4 separate regions of the Homo sapiens genome follow, and all the other regions are linked to region 1. Evidence: chromatin contacts called from ENCODE Hi-C or POLR2A ChIA-PET data. All regions are on one chromosome and are shown on one strand. Each heading gives the region's core, a stretch centred on a gene start or an enhancer-like site at or near the end of the contact. The rest is flanking DNA. Distances are from core to core; before and after follow the strand shown.

Evidence for each region. Hi-C counts contacts between places; a loop is a spot of excess contacts on that map. ChIA-PET counts read pairs that join two places held with the same protein, here RNA polymerase II (POLR2A). Pooled maps may share reads with other maps.
Region 2: a map of endothelial cell of hepatic sinusoid shows a loop between it and region 1 (3-fold over the local background). The contact joins two enhancer-like sites. A Hi-C loop is called at or near these places in 7 of 168 maps with a recorded cell type or tissue (GM23248, HL-60/S4, endothelial cell of hepatic sinusoid and 4 more) and 1 of 50 pooled maps.
Region 3: a map of endothelial cell of umbilical vein shows a loop between it and region 1 (2.5-fold over the local background). The contact joins two enhancer-like sites. A Hi-C loop is called at or near these places in 2 of 168 maps with a recorded cell type or tissue (endothelial cell of umbilical vein and ovary) and 2 of 50 pooled maps.
Region 4: a map of PC-9 shows a loop between it and region 1 (7-fold over the local background). The contact joins two enhancer-like sites. A Hi-C loop is called at or near these places in 2 of 168 maps with a recorded cell type or tissue (PC-9 and ovary) and 1 of 50 pooled maps. POLR2A ChIA-PET finds 5 or more read pairs at or near these places in 1 of 52 experiments (HEK293).

Annotation. Positions count from the first base shown.
Region 1 is chr9:121,544,807-121,547,470 of GRCh38, reverse strand. The region is part of intron 1 of LOC107987016 (a long non-coding RNA gene); the gene reads left to right. Among named protein-coding and RNA genes, the nearest start is that of GGTA1, 46 kb to the right of the region's middle. RefSeq lists a silencer at 1,252-1,301. Within about 2 kb of position 1,315, at least 2 of the 41 ENCODE cell types and tissues checked have a DNase peak (open chromatin) inside an H3K27ac peak, as active enhancers do.
Region 2 is chr9:121,971,258-121,973,921 of GRCh38, reverse strand. The region is part of intron 6 of TTLL11 (tubulin tyrosine ligase like 11); the gene reads left to right. Among named protein-coding and RNA genes, the nearest start is that of TTLL11, 120 kb to the left of the region's middle. Within about 2 kb of position 1,366, at least 11 of the 41 ENCODE cell types and tissues checked have a DNase peak (open chromatin) inside an H3K27ac peak, as active enhancers do.
Region 3 is chr9:121,901,542-121,904,205 of GRCh38, reverse strand. The region is part of intron 6 of TTLL11 (tubulin tyrosine ligase like 11); the gene reads left to right. Among named protein-coding and RNA genes, the nearest start is that of TTLL11, 190 kb to the left of the region's middle. Within about 2 kb of position 1,371, at least 4 of the 41 ENCODE cell types and tissues checked have a DNase peak (open chromatin) inside an H3K27ac peak, as active enhancers do.
Region 4 is chr9:121,882,987-121,885,650 of GRCh38, reverse strand. All of the region lies in intron 6 of TTLL11 (tubulin tyrosine ligase like 11), which reads left to right. Among named protein-coding and RNA genes, the nearest start is that of TTLL11, 210 kb to the left of the region's middle. Within about 2 kb of position 1,294, at least 2 of the 41 ENCODE cell types and tissues checked have a DNase peak (open chromatin) inside an H3K27ac peak, as active enhancers do.

The sequences.
Region 1 (2,664 bases), core at 66-2,565:
CCCACACCTGTAATCCCAACACTTTAGGAGGCCAAGGCAGGAGGATCCCTTGAGCTCAGGAGTTTGAGACCAGCCTGGGCAACATTGTGAGACTCTGTCTTTACAAAAAAAAAAAAAAAATTTAAATTAGCCGGGTGGTGGCACTCACCTGTAATCTCTGCTACTCAGGAGGCTGAGCTTGAGCCTGGGAGGTTGAGGATACAGCGAGCAGTGATTGCTGGGTGACAGAGCAAGATCTTTTCTCAAAAATAAAAAACAAAGGAGGGGGAGGGGGAGGGGTCTTCTCCCCCAAAAGCCTTCCCTGACCTCCTCACATGTCTAGTGAGGGGCTCCTCTGGTATTCTCGCACCTCTGCCCTGGGCTTCTTTCTCCCCCAGCACTGATCACATTGGGTGCTAATCTCTGGTTCTTGTGTCCATGAGTTCCTCAAGGGCAGGACAGGATCTTGTCTATTTCTATATCCCTGGCACCAGGCAGGGACCTGTCACAGAGAGAGGCTCAGAGGATGCTTGTTGAATGAATGAATGAGGGAATAAGTTAATGACCACATGAACAGCCACTTCTTCAGAAGGGTTTGGGACACAGGCAGGTCTTCCTCGTTCAACCCAAAAAAACAAATTGTCATCGGAGCTGGCGGGTCCTTTAGAGATGAATCCAGAGGCCAGGTGCGGTGGCTCAAGCTTGTAATAGCACTTTGGGAGGCCGAGGCGGGTGGATCACCTGATGTCAGGAATTCGAGACCAGCCTGGCCAACATACTGAAACCCCGTCTCTACTAAAAATACAAAAATTAGCCAGTCATGGTGGCAGGCGCCTGTAATCCCAGCTACTCGGGAGGCTGAAGGAGGAGAATCACTTGAACCCAGGAGGCAGAGGTTGCAGTGAGCCGAGATCGCGCCACTGCACTGCAGCCTGGGCGACAGAGTGAAACTCCGTCTCAAAAAACAAAACAACAACAAAAAAAAGAGAGATGAATCCAGGATCCAGCAGCATGGACCTTACCTGGGAGCTCATTAGAAATGCGGCTTCCCAGGCCCCACCCCAGATCCACTGCATCAGAATCTGCCTTTAAAAAGATTCCCAGGTGACTCACATGCTCTTAAAAGGTGAGCAGCTCTGCTCCCAAGGGCTCCACCTCCCATTTTATAGACAAGGGAACTGAGGCCTGCGGAGGGCCGGGGCCTGGCGAGGCCTGGGCAGGAGCAGGACGTCAAACTGGGCGGCCTCCCAGCGGCTCCGGTCCCCGCCCCGCGGGTCCTCCTGCTTCCCGCCCCGCCTGGCCTGTCCAGACCTTCCCAGCGGCCTCCTGAGGTCTTTGCAAGGAGCTCGCACTCCCCCTGGCGGGCATAGGGAGGGACGGCCTGGGCTGAGCTGGCCGAGGACGGGGAAGAGATGTGGCCTTAGGGACCGGGCGGGGGTGGAGAGGGCCAGCAGGGAGCCAGGGTGTGAGAGGTGGCCAGGTTAGCGCCCCTGCTTTGGAGAGGCTGCCTGAGCTCATCTTGGCTACTCACCACGCGCCACCTGTGGAGTCCGGAGCCTCTGCTCGCCTCCTGCCAGGGGAAAGAATAAGAATGGAGCCCACCTCACTCGCTCCTCGTGAGGATCCCATGAGGATGCGCCGACGTGAGGGGCCAGCGGGGTGGAAAGCCTCCCGCCTGCAGAACACCCGGAGCGCCTCCGCCTCCATCCCAGGTGTGGGCGAAGCCGGCCTGGGCCCAGCCCAGCGCTGCGCCTCAGCCCCTCGCCTCCCACCCATGGAAGAGGGGGTTTCCAGAGCCCCCAGCGGCCCTCCCCTCGCACTGGGGGTCGCAGGCCCACGGAGAAGGCTGTAGAAACGCCCACTCCTCGGCGGTGGTTGGGGGGACGGTGCCCAGTCCCTGAGGCCCTGGGATCCCAGAGCCTGGATTCCGGAATGGGATGACTCTGGGGGGCAGGAAGTGTCGGAAAAAGCACGTGCTCTGGAGTCAGACAGACCAGGTTCAAGTCTGGCTCAGCCACAGACAGGCCAGTGATCTCGTGGCTCCTGCCTCAGTTTCCTCGCTTGTGAGGGACCTTCCAGGACTGTTGTGACACTTATGTGAGGGCTGTTGAGCACCCTGCACATAGTAGGCCCTATGGTCATGGTCACTGTTGTAACTCACAGCGTACAGTAGGGACCAGAGGATGGGGTCAGTCGGGTGGTCAGCGGAAGATGCCCCCTCACACCAGGGCACTGTCACGCCCAAGTACAGGGGCGGGGTCTCTGAGTCCTTTCTGGGCAAAGTTGTGATATCAGGGCAAAGGAGGGTGGGGGAAGGGACCGGTAAACGAATTGGAGCATGTTTTTTTTTTTTTTTTTTTGAGACGGAGTCTTGCTCTGTTGCTCAGGCTGGAGTGCAGTGTGCCATTTCGATTCACTGCAACCTCCGCCTCAGTTCAAGCAATTTTCCTGCCTCAGCCTCCCAAGTAGCTGGGATTACAGGCACCTGCCAACATGCTCGGCTAATTTTTGTATTTTTAGTAGAGACAAGGTTTTGTCATGTTGGCCAGGCTGGTCTCAAACTCCTGGCCTCAAGTGATCCGCTGGCCTCAGCTTCCCAGTGCTGGGATTATAGGCGTGAGCCACCACACCTGGCCTTTTTTTTTTTTTTTTAACAGGCTCTTGCTCTGTCCCCCACACTGGAGT
Region 2 (2,664 bases), core at 117-2,616, 430 kb before region 1:
TTACCATTGTGAGTGAGATTTACATCTTAAACAATTCTAATAAAATATCTTTGTTTTATAAATATCAGCCCCCAAGCAATCAGTGACTCAAATCCGGAGTAATCTGACAAATAGGCTTCCGTTGATGAATTTCTGAGTGTTATCAAATCTGGAATGTCTCTTCCTTTTTTTTATTATTATTATACTTTAAGTTTTAGGGTACATGTGCACAACGTGCAGGTTTGTTACATATGTATACATGTGCCATGTTGGTGTGCTGCACCCATTAACTCGTCATTTAACATTAGGTATATCTCCTAATGCTGTCCTTCCCCCCTCCCCTGACCCCACAACAGGCCCCAGTGTGTGATGTTCCCCTTCCTGTGTCCATATTCAACATTCTTAAAGAAAAGAATTTTCAACCCAGAATTCCATACGGAATATCTCTTCTAAGAAGCTGTCTCCCTCAAGGCCAGGCCTCCCACTTGCCCACCATTGCACACATAGTGCTTCTCTTTGAAATCCTCAAGCACAGGAAAAGTACAATAAAATGCAGGAGAAGAGGGCCATAGGTAACTAGGACATGGTAAGAGTTGCTTCCTTTTTATTTTCTTCATGTTTACACTCTTGCAGTATAAACTTTTAGTTTCAAAATTGGCAGGGCCAATTTAATGACAGTTCTATGATATTTACAACACTTGTAATTCTGCTTCGTCCCCACCCACTCAGTGGTACATTACATTGCGCTGTTGGTGGATATATGTGCTTCGCCCTCCCTCCATGAAATCACCCCAGAAATGAATATTTCACTTGAGTATGTTGTTTTGTTTTTACCAAATTCCAGGCTCTCACAAAGTAGGTGTTGAGTACATATCATTGTGTCAATGTTTCAGGAAGAAAAATCAAAGGCATCTCAAATAGCACTTCTCATATCCCTAGACGAATCAGATTGACCCTAATGAGCGCAGACAAATAAAGCACTTGTCAGTAATTGTTCAAGACTGGGAGGAATGCAGACTTCCCCAAGCAAGTGGTGGTTTGCAGGTTCCTCTACCAAGGCTTCTCACCACCTGGGCTCAAGCCCAAATATCACCCTATGGTAGTGCTTCTTACGCTTGGCTGCACGTTAGAACCCTCTGGGCAGCTTTCAGAAAACCAATACTAGAGTTTCCACTTCTAGAGGTGCTGATTTTAATTGGCCTGGGTGGAAGGCCTGGCCACAGAAAGTTTCTAGGTTCCCTAGGTGATTCTGCTGTGCAGCCAAGGCTGAGTGCCACTGCCCTGCAGGAAATATTACCCTGAAGAAGTATTGGTCATAGTCTGAGTCAGGCTGGATGGCGCCGGCCCGGCTGAGTTCTTGTCAAGAGTGTTCTTGACTGTGTGAGGCACAGATTGCCATTGTTGGCAAGACTCGGCTGAGAATGTTTACCTGTAGTTTGCATGGGCCAATCCCACCAGGTGTGGCTTCTTCCACCGATCAGTGCTTCAAAGCTGTCCTCTGAGCAGCTCAGACCCGATGGCAGCCAAATAATGTGTTCACCAGTACGTATGTGTCTGCAGCTGCCTTCTTTAGCCATCCCAAGGGAAAAGCAATGGATTAATTGCTATTTGGTCAGAATTACTGCAATAAAACTCATTCCTCAAAAATCTATTCTCTAATAGTTATTGGTCTCAGCAGCAGATATTAGGTTCTGAGAAATCGTATGGTACTGTAAGGAGATTTGGGTAGCCTTTTATGCCAGTATGGCATGGCAGTACAGTTTTCTTAGGATGACTTTGACACATCAGCATTCTTTTTTTTTTTTTTTCTTTTTCATACTTTAAGTTCTGGGATACATGTGCAGAACATATAGGTTTGTTACATAGGTATACACGTGCCATGGTGATTTGCTGCACCCATCAACATGTCATCTACATTAGGTATTTCTCCTAATGCTATCCCTCCCCTAGTCCCCACCCACCGACAGGCCCCAGTGTGTGATGTTCCCCTCCCTGTGCTCATGTGTTCTCATTGTTCAACTCCCACTTATGAGTAGGAACGTGCAGTGTTTGGTTTTCTGTTTTTGTGTTAGTTTGCTAAGAATGACGGTTTCCAGCTTCATTCAGGTCCCTGCAAAGGACATGAACTCATTCTTTTTTATGGCTGCATAGTATTCCATGGTGTATATATGCCACATTTTCTTTTTTTTTTTTTTTCCCAAGGCAGAGGAATTTTTCTTAGTGCAGAACAAAATGAAAAGTCTCCCATGTCTACTTCTTTCTACACAGACACGGCAACCATCCGATTTCTCAATCTTTTCCCCACCTTTCCCACCTTTCTATTCCACAAAGCCGCCATTGTCATCCTGGCCCGTTCTCAATGAGCTGTTGGGCACACCTCCCAGACGGGGTGGTGGCCGGGCAGAGGGGCTCCTCACTTCCCAGTAGGGGCGGCCGGGCAGAGGCGCCCCTCACCTCCCGGACGGGGCGGCTGGCCGGGCGGGGGGGCTGACCCCCCCCACCTCCCTCCCGGACGGGGCGGCTGGCCGGGCGGGGGGCTGACCCCCCCACCTCCCTCCCGGACGGGGCGGCTGGCCGGGCAGAGGGGCTCCTCACTTCCCAGTAGGGGCGGCCGGGCAGAGGCGCCCCTCATCTCCTGGACGGGGCGGCTGGCCGGGCAGGGGGGCTGACCCCCCCCCCACCTCC
Region 3 (2,664 bases), core at 122-2,621, 360 kb before region 1:
ACTCCGTCTCAAAAAAAAAAAAAAAAGAATGTATCAAAGCCACACAGTTGCAGATGTCCCTTGGATGATCATTATGAAATGTGGAAATAGTTTTAGTTGTTAGTATTTTCTCCAAATGCTGTTCCCCCAAGAGAACTCTGTCATGAATATGGGAATTAACGCGGTTTATGTTTCATGGACAGGCTTAGCCCGGGCATGAAGCTGAGTTGGCTTGTATATTTAACCCACGTTGTATTTGGTATCCCTGAGCTGAGCTGGAAAACCCTGCAAACTCCCAGCTATAAAATAACAAGATAAATGTCACTCCATTCAAAGCACAGAAGAAAAGATACACCTCAATATTTTCTTTCAATACTTTACATTTACCTAATCCTTTTAATTGTACCATCCGATTTGCTTTTACTGACAGATTCACGAAGTATAGACGTGGCAGAACCAGAGAGGTTGGTGACTGCCTTATACCAGCCACTGGGCGCCTATGGGATATCTGTGTGTGTAAAATGAGTGTTTAAAACATTTTATAAAAAATAATGTGCATAAAAATAAATACATGTAATCTCATATTCATACGTTACATGTATATATTTATATAAAATCTCACCTAATCTTCACAACAACCTTACAAGGGAGGTATTACCTTCATTTTAAGGATAAGAAAACAGAAGATCTGAAGAGTTAAGTGAACTTGCCCAAGTCACACAGCATCTCAGTGACAGAGTTGGGATGTGAACCCAGTTTTGAGTTTAAAACAGGTGCTGCTTTTACCAGTGCCATCCAGCTTTGCCATACATATGATAGGTACTTTTCAGCCAAGCCCTGGGGACTGCCAAAGATTTAGCTAAGTGTTCTTCCCATGCCCTCAGAATTTCTGTGTTCTAAAAAACCCAAGAGCAAAAAGCAGTACGGCAGGATGGAAAGAGTGGGACTCGGGCTCCAATCCTGACTCTCCTATTTGTTGTGATGCTGGGCAAGCTCCTCTCTTTAATCTTTAGTTTTTCTGTCTGTAAAATAGGGAGCCTGTTGCATTGCAGGCGTGGTATGAGGATTAGAGGATCTATGTGAAATACAGTGCAGTTTCAGGTACATTGCAGGCCTCTGAGAGTTGGCCCATTGTGACTATTACCTTTGGACCGAGGCCATCAGAGAATGTGTCTGAACTTCTGGATAAGGAAATGTGGTTACAGTAGTCATAGGAAAGCCCCCAAGCAGCTGGGCTCATTTGAGATAAGAGTCCCAGGGGTAGATGATATAGTCTATAGTGTAGAACCTGCAGATATCCCCCATCTGATAACCTGTGACTCTGTGAGAGAGAGAAAATGCTTGCTGAATGTCAGAGCAGAAAAGGCTCTAGAGTTTCCCAACACGTGTTACAATGACGAACTAGAAGTCCACAGAGAATGGCATGGCTGACCATTCCTGTGGCCACTGACCATTCCTGTGGCCCTGGGTCTGCTGTTTAACTCCCATCTGCGTCAGAAAAGAAGCATCTGGACTCCACTAAAAACACATAAATGGAGGGCTTGCTGATGACTTACTCAAACTCAGTACAGGCACGAAAAAGGAGAGTGAGATAAACCCGTCAACATCCCATTAAGGACCTTTAAAAAAAAAAACAACTCGGTAGAAACTCCAGGCTAAACAGATCAAGCATAAACCCAGCTGCACACAATTAAAGACACACTAAGCCTAAAGTGGGACACAGGGAATTGAAACAGTCTGTGAGAAACATCTTTTTCTCCAAGGTTCCTAACTACTCTGGTTTAGCTAATGCTTAGAGGGAAATGCCTCGCACAGAACAATGGAAAAAGTAAGAACTCAGGAGTCAGGCAGACTTTTATTCAAAACCACCTCCATCATGGCACACCTGTGCACTCTGGTAACTTAAAAGGATGTTCTTAAAGAATAGTGAAGTCCAGGAAAATATGTTCATCATAGTTTGGGTGGAGGAAAAAGCTTTCAAAATAACAAATACGGAGGATCTATTTTATATAGATAAGGAAGGATAGGCACCAAAGTGTTCACTGGTTGCTTCTGGGCTGTAGGATGAGAAATGGTTTTTATTTTCATCTTGATTGCCCATGGTTTTATTTTTTCTTTATAGAGGATATATATTATTTTTATAAAGAGAGAAAAGCAATGAAAGTAATTTTTGTGTGATCACACAATAGATCTTCTGTGTCTAACAATATTACAGATTAGATATCTGAAGAAACTCCCCAGTACATGCTGGCTAAAAAATAAATAAATAAAAAATAAAAAATTTAATGTAGGAATGTGCTGGCAGGAAAGTACAAAAAAATTATCAGAAGCCAGAAGCAATGAGAAAACACAAAGTAATGAGGAAACACAGCTTCAGAGGGAGTGAACAGGTGTTGAAACTGGGGTTTCCGTGCAAGCATCTGACAATCCCTTGTGGCCTAGACCTTGGGGCCACATGGAGACAAGAAACAAAGTCTAGAGACCCAACAATGAGGGAAATTAGATTGGAAACTCCCACATAAAACCAGGACCACTGAAAGATCACATTCTCAGCGAGTGAACCAGGAAAAACCCATCCCGCAGGGCAATATAGGGATACTTACCAGTGTTGGCCTTGGTTCTCGGGGGAGGGAAAGACAGTGTCTTCTTTAAGAGCCATAAGCCCAATCTCACAAGAGTTTGGAG
Region 4 (2,664 bases), core at 45-2,544, 340 kb before region 1:
GAATCATAAGCCGGCTTTGCCACTTCTAAGCTGGATGACCTTGGGCAAATTATGCCATTTTTCTGTGTCTCATAGGGAAACGGTCTCTTATGGAAACTGGGAATCATATGAAGAAGAATCCTAACCTCAAAGGGTCGTGGTGAGAATCAAATAAGAGGATGTGCTTAGCACACAGGTGTCCAAGCAGCGAGAGCTCCAGCATCCTGACCCCACAGCCTTTGTGGTTAACCACTGCTCACTGCTTTCCACTTGCTAGGATGCCCCAGAATATTTGAATCAGAGCCTCCAAATGGAAAACGGACAGTGGAAGACTTCTGTACAAGTCCCCAGAAACCAGGCTGAGGAAGAGGGAGAATCCGAAGCTGACTTCAGGGTTTTGAGCTTGGCTCACTGGGGTGATGAAGTTGCCAGTAACAACATGGAAATAGCAAGAAGCAGGTTCAAGGGGATGTATTATCTTCATCCTGGAACGTTGGATTACCGAGATGCAAGTGGGCTATCTGGGTGGATTTTCTGGCAGGTGTTGGACTTCCAGAAAATGATTCTTCAAAGCTACACGAGGACTAAGAGTGTGGGAAATAATTGATCCCATCTGGGCAAATTCAAGTGTTTTCCTGGGTGAAGACTTCTGGGGGCAGAGAGCAAACTAGAAAACAGAAAACAGAAGTGGGTACTCATGGGTTTGTGGTCACGGCATTCAGTTTTCTTGCCTGCAGAGTGGGTGCCTTGCTTTGTTCTTCCCAAGCTGTTGTTGAGGCTGCATTAGGTCAGGAATGGGAAATTGCCCTGTAGATTGTGCCCTGAGCTGTGGCGAGAGGCAGCAGACAGTAGCGTCAACCCCAGTCTCCCAAATGCTGAGCAGGACAGGAGAGGTACAAGTGAAGTGCCCCCTGTCTCTGTGTCATAGCTGAGAAATTAATAATTGTTCCCTCTTCTGGTTTGAACTGGCCTTTTGAATAGGCTCTAAATTTGTTCATAATTGCCAAAGGAACGACACAATAAAAACTGGAATTTCTCCATTCCCTGGCAAGGGGGGTGCATTTGCCAGTGGTTTTTTTTTGTAAAAGTGGGTGTTTTTGTACTTTTCTCCCGAGCATTGTGGAGCGTTTCTGCTGCCCCTCATCCCTGGACCACCACCTCCCACACATCCCCCTTGCCCTCTCCCTCTCCCGCGTGTGTGTTTGGCAGGACGGGGTAGGTCAGTGGATGTTGCCATGACAACTGAGAAAGAGACAGCTCTGACTTCAGCTCCGCGCTTGTTAGTAGGGAAACTAAAAGAGTCGCTTTTGTTTTCTTTCTTGGGGGTTGGGATGCCCACCACATTCCTGTTGGCATGGAAACCTTTGGCTCCCACCGGGTGAGTCGGTCAAGTGGGGTAATAATTGATTTGAATGGGTGTTGGGAGAGGCTACTGTGAAGAGGCAGGACCCTGTGGGTCTGGCCATTGTGTCGCCATAAACACACTGCTCCTTAGGGCTGTCCCTCTGGGAGGGGGAGGTGGATGGGGACGGCAGCCTCTAGACCCCAGTCTGTGCATCTGCAAATCTCTGGGATTTTTAAGCCATCTTGTATCGTGGACCAGCGATGTGTCTGGCATTCTCCTGGGTTCTTTACATTTGGTATTCCACTTCGTGCTCACTAAAGCCCTGTGGGTTTGGTGCTGTCACCACTTTGCAAATGAGGAAACTGATGCTCAGTAAGGTTAAGTACCTTCCCCAAGGTCAGTCAGCCAGGAAGTGGCAGTGTCAGAGCTGAAGCCCAGGCCTGCGTGATTCATCCTCCCTGCAGCTCTCGCCACTCTGCTGCCTGCCTTAACCTTGCGCTTGAACTTACACAGTCTCTCTAGAGTCTCCAGAGCCATCAGGGAGGCATCATCTAAAAAATGTACCTTGATAACTAAACATTTAGTACTTCTGTGAGAAACACCACTGCAAACTGTCTGGATGTCTGCTTGGGGAATTGTGCAGTGACAAGAGAAATTAAATACTTTAATGGATTTTGACAACAACTCTATGTTCAGGGAATTCAAATTGCATAAAGTAAAAAGTTAGACTTTTTCTCTGGACCTGACTGCTAATAGGCATGCCTAATTTATTAGTCAGATTCTTTAAAAAATCTAATCTTGATAGGACCAGAGTTCTTTGAGGAAAGAATGTCATGGGTCGAAGGAGGCCGCGAAATCTTCCTGGAGGAGGTGGGGCTTGAGTTGACCCAACATCCCTAGCTGCAGAGTTAGTACTCAATAAATATATGTCAAAGGAGTCATATAACAGCTACCATTTCTTTGGTACTTACGATGTTCCAACCAGGGTGCCAGCCCCTTGTTTATACCACCCCATCAAGTCCCTCAACACCTCTGGAGAGTGGATTCTATCGTCCATCTCCATTTTACAGAAGAGAACCAGAGGCTGAGTATTGATCTCCATTTCCTAAGGCCACACAATTGGTAAGGGGTGGAACCAGAATGACCGTTATTCTCATCACCATAAATTATTAATGTGGTATTTTTGCCCTAAAGATGGGTTTATAGACCCATAAGCTGAAAAATGACGCCCAAAGGTCACCCTGCCCATTTTCTTGTCTTCAGGCAAAATTACCCCAAATTCTTCATGTTCTCTGTCTTAAAGAATACTTTACTTACACAATCATGTATCAGCATGTGTT